Regions from separate parts of the Homo sapiens genome. Here region 2 is linked to region 1. A link is a loop called in an ENCODE intact Hi-C map of the cell type or tissue named here. Cell type or tissue: heart right ventricle. All regions are shown on one strand.

What was found. A loop is a pair of places that touch in the nucleus more often than their neighbours do. Peaks named below come from ENCODE experiments on the same cell type or tissue, not always from the same donor. Only the 100,000 strongest peaks of a DNase experiment are listed, where the experiment ranks them.
Region 2: it touches region 1 in a loop (3-fold over the local background); 26 of 110 quality-filtered maps call a loop at or near these places.

The regions. Positions count from the first base shown.
Region 1 is chr18:55,222,358-55,227,357 of GRCh38, reverse strand. TCF4 (transcription factor 4) reads left to right here. Exons shown (of 20, transcript NM_001083962.2): 20 at 1-5,000. Among named protein-coding and RNA genes, the nearest start is that of LINC01929, 100 kb to the right of the region's middle. In heart right ventricle, no CTCF peak of the experiment used is centred here; no DNase peak of the experiment used is centred here; H3K27ac peaks cover 2,426 bases.
Region 2 is chr18:55,852,561-55,857,560 of GRCh38, reverse strand. LOC107985183 (a long non-coding RNA gene) reads left to right here. Exons shown (of 3, transcript XR_001753452.2): 3 at 4,614-4,688. Among named protein-coding and RNA genes, the nearest start is that of LINC01416, 65 kb to the left of the region's middle. In heart right ventricle, no CTCF peak of the experiment used is centred here; no DNase peak of the experiment used is centred here.

The sequences.
Region 1 (5,000 bases):
GGTAAGCTTTTGTTCATTTGTTTCAGACTTTTTTCTCCTGTAAAAAAATAGTACTGATTAACTTTTTTAAAAGAAAGATTTTACTGTAAATATGGATTTTTTTTTTTTTGGTCTTATTTCTGTCCCTTTCCCTGGTTTGTTATCGTAACCTGTAGTGCCAACTCTGCTTCCAGAGGGGTAGTGCAGGATGAAATGCTGACCCTGATGTTGCTTCTCATTCATAAATAAGTAGAAAGTTGTTTCTCCAGTCTTTTGGGAACACAGGACTTAAAAGTCACATCATGTGTAGATATTACAAGCAGCATTACCAAGACATGGCAAAAAGAGTTTGTCTGAATTGTAATGTTGCGTTTGTGAACCTATTCTGGGATTTTCAGAGGTACAAGGTTAGAATGCTACAATGTTACCACTGTGCCTTCCAATGTTTATATCATCGGAAACATAACATAATCAAAGTGGCTGTGATTTAACAAAATGATTAAAGTGTTACCTACCTGTGTAGCCGAAGTAGTGTGCAGTGAGGCGTTTCTGAATACATGGTCAGATTTTTGGAAAAAAACAAAAACAAAAAAAACAAGTAAAGTTCAAAAACCGTCAAATGAGAAAATTGCAAGTAGTGTGACAGAGCTGATTGATTTTGTTGCTTTCTTGATTTTTTTTTTCAAAATGGGTTTACTAAAATGTAGATGACTTAACTGCCTCCTCCTTCGTCTGAAAAATGCCAATATTCAATCATCATGCAGCATTATAACAAGCCTTATAAGTCCTAAAGCATTAAGTTGCACTTTTTTGAGGAGGGGTAGTGCAGTATTTCTCTGGCCAGTATGAATGAAGTTTATACTTACCATATTTGATAGAAACATAGATCAAGCTATGGCACAGCGACTCATCAGATAGCTAGCTTTGACGTCTGGGCACAATTGAACCAACTTCCATCGTGAATCTTTATAATGATTGACTTTGGTGTATAGTGCAGTAAACAAATAGTGCTCCTAGTTAAGTATTTGTCAGCATCCTTTTGTCTCTAACTTGTTTCTATTTTTACAGCCACACAATTCTTGGCATGTATTAAGAAAAAAAAAAATCCCTGTTCAAGTAGTTTTTCCACCTATCAGCACTGAGTAAATGCCATAAATCCATTGAAATGGTCTAAATGTTCCATCTGTTCTCCTGTTTTGCCAGTTATATAGTAATGAAATACATTTGTAAATTTTATGCAACAAATGGCAAACGTATCATTATTTTGAAATTGTGTATGTAAAAGTTATATTTTTACATGTAGACTCTTGTTATTATGTGTTTTAATACATTGTATCAGTTTTTGTTTTTTTTTAAAAACTGTGGTTTAAAAAGAAGTCTCATTTAAATGAAATAGCTACAAGAATCAGAATTTTATGTTCATTTCTGAAAATGTAAGAACAAATAAGATAGTTACCACGTGGTCATCTTTTACAAACCCATAAACATTTTGATTAGCTGTGTGTGTGTTGAAAAACTGTAAATATGTTCAGTAGCGATAAAACTAAAATAACTTTGATTTGTTGATAAGTTCCTAAAATGTGGAGGTGGATTAAAACCTTAGGAGAATAGCAGAAATCAAACTTCATGAAAAGTTATTTTGGGGCTTTCCTGTGAAATGTATGAACAAAGAGGCTCAGAGAAGGACATGGAAGACAATAATGTATACTCTCTCCTCCTCCCTGAATAATGAAAACCATGTGTATTTGTTCCCTCCGTATGTTAAAGATTTCCTTTTAGTGGTACATTCTGCACTCATTTTGTATAGTCTACCAAGGCGGGTATCCCTAGGAACAATATTATATAGGAAGCAGGTATACTCTGATCACATTCAGGATAAGTGTACAGAAGAAAATACGGTGTTTACTCTTTAGGGAACTGGAAACACTCCCTGCATTGATGTACATTTTAAGAATGGCACTTTTGATACATGTTATCATAAAGGTGCTTAATAGAGCTGAATTAAAGTTTTTCAAATCTGTAAACAAAGCAAAAAAGTAAATTGTAGTCATTTGATTATTTTTTAAATTGGTGCTTTATATTTTGTTCTCACTCAGAGTAAAAGCTGCAATTTATTGTTCACCAGCTTTGATGTATTCATTACTCAGTAATGCAATACCTCTATTGTTGAATTCCCTTTGGAAATAAGTGAAAATTCTAACGGCCACTGAAAGCTGCTCGCTAGGTTTTGCTTGGTGGAGAAACATAATCTGCACCTATCCATATTAATTGGGTTGTATCCCCATTAAAAAAGAAAAAAAGGGAATGTGGCCTTTTTAGTGTGTTTTTTATTGTTGTTGTTTTGTAATTATCAAACCCAGGTAAGATATTGGTATCCTGCACTGGATTTTCAAATGAAGTTCAGCAGAAGACAGTTAAGATTAAAGTACTATACAAAAATTTCAAAAGGGTCCATACTACGCTATCTGTATGACGACACTTAGGCTGGGGATCTCTTTCAGAAACTCGGACTTTAAAAGCAACTTGGAGCAGTTGATCCACCTCCACATTCAAGTAATTTATGAATATGCAGAATAGGGATCTGTTCATCTAGAAATTTTTACCATTTGTCTTCTGTGTAGCTGCAAGGAACACTAATGTTTATACAACTGTCAGTCCACCCAGTGGTGCAACTGGTTCTGATTCAGTCTTCCGATTCCTTTTTATTTTTCACTTTTTCCTATTTCTGAATTTTTTTTTTTATTTGTGATCTTGATTTTGATGAGGGGTTGGGGAGTGGGGAGGGAGTCGAACCAAGACTTGGAGTTAAGAGGATTTTCATCTTTTGCATCCAACAGGCAGAATATGATCTGTGTCCAAAAGTGAACTTGAGTCAGGAATGAATCAATTTCAGCATAAACAAGCACAAAAATTTAGTCTGCTGGCTGACTGGAAGCAAAAAAGTCAAGATGGAATATGATGAATTCCAACACAATGGGGCACCAAGGCCTTTAGGCCTCTCTTTTTATTTTGCTTTGGTTTTGTTTGTTTTTCTTTAGAGACATGCTCTTTCTCATGGGACTTGAAGTGGACTCATCTTTGTGCAGTGCTGGTTTTGCCATACTCATTTCAAGTATTATAGACATATGTAATGGTGAAAATATATGAACTGTGGCCTTTTTCATTCTTGTTACTTGTGATGCAATTAAGTGAAGATAAGAAAAAAAAAAAAAAAGCAGAGATTTACCATGTATCAGTGCCTGGCTTTTTGTTATAAAGCTTTGTTTGTCTAGTGCTCTTTTGCTATAAAATAGACTGTAGTACACCCTAGTAGGAAAAAAAAAAAACTAAATTTAAAAATAAAAAATATATTTGGCTTATTTTTCGCAGGAGCAATCCTTTTATACCATGAATATTACAAAAAAATTGTCAGATTCTGAATATTTCTTCTTTGTAGATTTTTGGAATCATTATGAGTAAAAGTTTGTTACTTTATTTTACTATTTAAAAGATGTTATTTTACCATGTGTTACCAAGATGAAACTGTATGGGTAGCTTTTTTGTTTGTTTTTTGTTTTGTTTTTGTTTTTGTTTTTGTTTTTAGTTGTAGGTCGCAGCGGGGAAATTTTTTGCGACTGTACACATAGCTGCAGCATTAAAAACTTAAAAAAATTGTTAAAAAAAAAAAAAGGGAAAACATTTCAAAAAAAAAAAAAAAGATAAACAGTTACACCTTGTTTTCAATGTGTGGCTGAGTGCCTCGATTTTTTCATGTTTTTGGTGTATTTCTGATTTGTAGAAGTGTCCAAACAGGTTGTGTGCTGGAGTTCCTTCAAGACAAAAACAAACCCAGCTTGGTCAAGGCCATTACCTGTTTCCCATCTGTAGTTATTCGATGAAGTCATGTACATGACCGTTCTGTAGCAATAAATGTGCCATTTTTATAAACTGTTTCTGACACTTGTTTCATTTCATTTTGCATTGTCCATATAGCTATGATTCTCTTCTGTAAGTAAAACGCATCTATATTTCATTTTCCAAGTGTTGGAGGTATTGACAGCTTAACAAACAAAACATACAAAAAAAATCACAAAAACAAATTGAAAAGCAAAGCACATGATTGATCAAGGAAGAGATGCCCTTAATGAAAATGGAACGGGATGCATGCAAAACAAAAAGAAAACTGTCTAGAGGATTAACTAATTGAAGGAATATAATTAATGTGTGTGTAACACTGAAGCTATGCATTTGAAGAGCTCTGAACTGCACCAGTGTTTTCGGTTGTGCTGCAGGTTGCTAAGTCAAGTCAGCCTTAACCTTTTGCACCAGTTGGTCGGCTGTTTGGCAGAACATTCTCAGATCTTTTCAGTCAAAAATCTAAGATGATTTATTTTGTATCACTTTGTTAAAAGCTGAATATTGTTAACTACAGTTAATATTAACACTGTATTTATACTTTCTCAAACTACATCCGCCCCACCACTTCTGGTTGCCTCTGTTGACTATTAATCCAGATGTAAACAACCAGATGTTTTTTTCTAACTTGTACAAACTGACGTGTGTCAACTATCATGGAAGGAAAAAAATGTACAGATTAAAATTATTCAGTGTTATGTACTGTAAGTTAATATTTTTGTAGAATGGACATCAATCTACTTTGCAAAATTTGGAGGCTATTTCAACATTGCACTGTAGAAATGTAAAGTAATGTATGCAATGTAAAGGAAAGCCCGCGGTAGCTGAGCGCTTCATAACAGAATGTTCTAATCAAGTACGTGGTATTTGGGGATGTCTCCAATATTGCTCTTGTATTCTTTCTAATTGGGTTTAGTGACTAGTTGAAGGAAAATGTTATAACGCCATTTGGTTCACATGTGAAGTGCCCTCCATAGCCAAATGTTGGGATTTTTTTTTTTTTCGTTTTTGGTTGGACTGTTTGCAGATATTTAAATTTTATGAAATTTCCAAAGATTTTGGTTGATAACCCCCTTTTACCTTCTAAATGATTTGAGATGTTCTTATGTTCTTACTGTGTGTTTTAA
Region 2 (5,000 bases), 630 kb before region 1:
TGCCCAGATGATTAAGCTGGAAGAATTGCTGAAGTTCATGGTTTAAGTAATGGCTTTCACCTGTAGGCTTCTATCCACTATCAATTTTGCCAAGAAAACCCCACAAAAGTGCTCAAAGGGATATAAGTAAGCCCCCTTTCTAAGTCACAGGTGGCACCATCATGCCTGGTCATTGATTTTTTTCTTTTCTTCTTTTTTTTTTTTAATGCTAGATAATTTCAGTGCCTTCTTGCTTTTAAAAGTCAGCAACTCCTGATTCTTTTATTCTTTATTCCATGTCTTTTGCCTACTCTAACTAATCCAGATTTCCTCTGTTAAAGTTGTAAACTGCCCCAAACTGGGCCAACAAAGATAAGGTGAGAACAGACAAGGTCACCAGAAATATTTACTGAGCACTAATGACTCCCACTCCTAGTTTAAAAGAGAAAAAAATGCTAAAACATTTTTTTCTAGGAAAATTCAGGCATCAAAGACCAAAACTGTTACATCCCTAGAAGAGATATCTCCCCACATCACTGAGACACATAACTAAAACACCATGGAAGACCTTTTTTGTCATGAAAAGATGGTAATTTATAAATAAACAGAGGATATTAATTCCTGATGTGTTGAGGTGATGAACAGAATGTGGTCAATGCTGAATATGCAAAATTACAGAAGAAAGTGCTATTGGCATTTTTTAGCATATTTTGGTGACATGGTCATATTATAAAAGATAGAACATAAGACTCAAATACTTACACCAGAAAGAAATTCTTTTGGGCAAGCCCTTTGAGATGTCAGAGACCAAGGCTCAGTTTTCCTTCAATAAAAAAATGAATTGTGCATGCAACCCAAGAGACAGATTACAGATTTTATAATTCTCATAGAACAACCTACACAGCTTCAGCTTCCAGCATGTGTATATGTAACTGTGTAGGGGGAGAAATGAGATGCACAAGACCCATTAATAATGGCAATTGCATGCTTAATTTCATGTGCACTGCAATGAAAAATTACTTCTTACTATCTAAACTAAGTTTCAGGAAAAGCCTGGGAAATCAGGAGCTCTTCCAACATACCTTTCTAGTCCGAATGTGAATAAGGAGCTGGTGACTCATTTAGCAGACATTCCGCAGACAAACCCTCAGGGCAGATTTGATATGAACAACTCTTAGATCAAGGATCTGCTCACAACAAAGGAGGAAAAGTGTTGTCAAAGCCTTGCAATTCTTTTTACATCCAAGCAAGAGAAACATGGTGATTTTACAGAAACTTCTCATTGTGAAATAAACAGCAAATTGAAGAGCAGGTAAGGCTTACATTGGGAGGCCTGAGTCACAGGCTGAGATTTAGATCTGAAGAATTAATTGACTAAAGGCAGGAACCTTCCAGTATGTTAACCTCCAAAACTAACTCATTCATTGCTGATTCTACCATTCTTCAACTTTGTAAATGCAGCCAGTTAAGGTGATCTTAGCTGTATTCATAGGTTCATAGAAGTTTAGAGCTGAAAAAAAAAAATTAAGATTCCTGTCCTATTTTTAGATTTTATAAGTCTAAATCTAGTATTAATTATCCCCATAAAAAATAAAATGAAAGCAAAAACCAGCTTCTCCTCTAGGGAGACCAACTCACCCCAGGACTTTTGACTGGGACTTTCAGGCTTTTAGCACTGAAAGTTCCACCTCTGATTTGCCTTGCCTCTGTCCAGGCAAATCTGCATGGCTGATCACCATTTACAATCCCATGAATTCTCCATCTGTGTTGGTGGCACTGCCATTATCTCTAGGGCCCCAAACCTCAAAGTCTTCTTGACCTCCTGACCCTCACATTCAAATATTCAAGGGTTTCTGTTTTCTATCTGAAGACTCTTCTCTTTACTTCCTCATGTTCACTCCCAATGCTTGATGGCAATTTGAGCCCCTATTACCTCCATCCTGAGCCTCTGTGAGCTCCTGCCCTTTTCTTCCTGGCCCCATTCTTCATACAGCACCTTGTCTACCCATGGGTCTTTGGAGATGACAACTTCATCATGTTCAAACATTGTCATTGTGTAACTCAGTTAAATTAGACTCTTAGCCTGGCATTCAATCACTCATGATGCCTCCCCAATCTATTGTTCTAGCTTTATGATAGAGAAAAAAACAGGCAGATTCATTGAGAGATAAAAAAAATGTGTCCCCAATTCACCATTCTCCTTCATTAACTAGTTATGCTAACAGGGCAGGTCATTTAACATCTCTTGGCTTTGGTAACTCCATTTGTGCAATATGTTGCCTTCCTTAAAGGAAAAAGCTACTCTAGTTGGTGTCATGAAGTACTGATCCTGAAAAGTTATGATATTCTGACCTCCTACTATCATTATGTGTAGACTCTACGTACTATTGGGTAGCTCCTTATTTTAGGAACCAGTCCTGAGTTTTCCCAGCCCCATGCATTGTATGAATGCAGTTCTGTGTGTCCTTAAACCTCCCTTCAAGTTTCCTGTGACTCTCTGGAAACGGAATCTTGGAAAAGGCCTACCCATCACCTCCTGGAAAAGGTCTACCCATCACCACCTCCTTCCACAGACTCAGTTAAATCTCTCCACCTTCTCCAAACTTCCACAGCTCATTGTTTTTACCTCTCCTATGACACCAATGAAGTGACTCTAGCATTTGTATTATTGCGATTATTTGTTCACATGCCTTATTTCCTGTGCCTCTGTGAGCTCCCTAGGGACAAGGATTCCATCATACTTACAAACAGGCACAATGGTGTGCTAATTAAGAATTGTCATGGGTTGAATTGTCTCTTCCAAAAAAGATGTGTTGGAAGTCCTAACTCCTACCCCTCAGTACCTCAGAATTTGACCCTGTTTGGAAATAGGGTGGTTACAGATGTAATTAGTTAAGATGAGGTCAGACTGGAGTTAAGTGGCCCCCAATCCAATATGACTAGTGTTCTTTTAAGACCAGCATGTGAATACACAGGGACACAAGGAGAATGTCACATGATGATGAAGGAAAAGATTGGAGTTAAGCAGCTACAAGCTAAAGAATGTTGAGGATTGCCAGAAACCACCAGAAGCTAGGAAGAGGTATAAAAGGATTCCTCTGCAAGTTTCAGAGGAAGCATGTCTCTGCTGACACCTTGATTTTGGACTTCTAGCCTCCAGAACCGGAAGACAACAAATTTCTTCTTGACAGCCACCCAGTTTGTAGTCTTTTGTTGTTGCAACTCTAGAAAACTAACAGAGTCAAACTGCCTGGATCTGACACCTTGTTATGCTGCTTTCAGCTGCATGACTTTCAGCAAGTTACATCAACACCTGATGACTCTATGTCCTCATCTATAACATGATCATAATAATAGAACGAATATCCTAGTGTATATGTAAGGAATCAAAGAATACATGCATGTAAAATTTGTATCAGCATCTGGCAATAAATCGAAATTATTTTATCTTTTCATTATCCTTCAGTGCTATGCATATAGTCAGCATTCAATAAATGTTTATTGAATGAGAGAATATATAAATTGGCTAAAGAAAATTTGAACTTATCCAGACATATATATATTCAACTTGCCTTTGTTGACTTGGTAATTTGATTCAACACGGAAAGATGCTTTGCTTATTATTCACTTTATATTAAAGTGCTGAGTGGGTTCAAGGCCAGGTCTAAATGCAGGTTCTACTGGTTCTTTGCTGTATGACCTTGTGTAAGTCTACTTGACCTTGACGATGCTCCATTTCCTCAACTTAAAATGGGAGAAACTTGGTCCATAGAGTTATAAGTGAAGGTTAAGTAAGACGATGTCAAAGCAAACTTGATTTTCATAAATATCAGCTATTGCTATCACTCTTTTAAATTTTATTTTAAAGAATTTTCCTTCTAATGTTTTCCTAAATTCTAGATCAGTATTGTAAAAGACTAGCATTTTCAAAACTTGCATGAAGACAGCAGCATAGAGAAGGAATCTGACTCCTAAGCTGGCTGGATCTCAATTTCCTGATCTCTAAAACAGTGCTTCTCAGTTGGGAGCCAATCCCCCACAACCCCAGGGACATTTAGCAGTGTGTTGAGATGTTTTTGACTGTCATGATTGGAGGGTTGGTAATACTGGCATCTAGTGGGTGGAGGCCAGGGTTGCTGCGACTCATCTTATAATGCACAGCGCAGGCCCTAACAATGAAGAATTATCCAGCCCAAAATATCAATAGTGTCAAGGCTGAGAAACCCTGCTCTAAAATTAGGTGGTTGGGCCAGGTAATGATACCAGGTAAACTTTCACATTCCTTCCAGCTAAAAAACGTTGTAAGTACTGATTTCCATAATGCATTGTAAATGCCATTCTCTCAGACTGTGCAATTAATTATTTTTATCATTCTCTATTTTTAAGCTATTTTTTTCTGAATGCCAAAAAACTAATTATTTGAGATAATCTAAATTCTCTTAGATTTCAGCCCAGTTCTCAATGTTGCACTTTCTAGATTGCTTGGCCCAAATGTTTCTGTGAAAGCTTTTTGATTCACTGTTTTAGTTGGGATATAGGCTCAGAGCATGAATTAGAAACTTAAAGTAGCAGTGACTTGAGTAAGACAAAAGATGATTTTTCTTTCACATTTATCACTCTCTCATGCCTGCTAGGAGGTGGCTCTCCTCTGGGAAGTCATCAGGACTCTCGTCTGCTGTGGGGCTACATGGAGTCCAGGCCCCAGGCTCCTTCTCTCTTGTTGTTTGGCCATCCTGGAGACTTTGCCCTCATCTGCATCCCCAAAATGGGGCATCACTGTGTCCATATCCAGCCTGTGGAATGGGGAAAAGAGAAAGGAAGCATGCCCCTTCCCTAACGGTATGACCCAGAAAATATAGGCAGGAGTTCCACTCATATCCCAGACACCAGAACGTACAAGGCCACACATACTTGCCAGGAAAGCTTGAATATAGTCTTTATTTGGTATGGTCATGTACCCAGAAAACATTTGACAAAATATTGGGATCATGTTCTAGCGTAGCCCCCTTAGGGATGAGGGG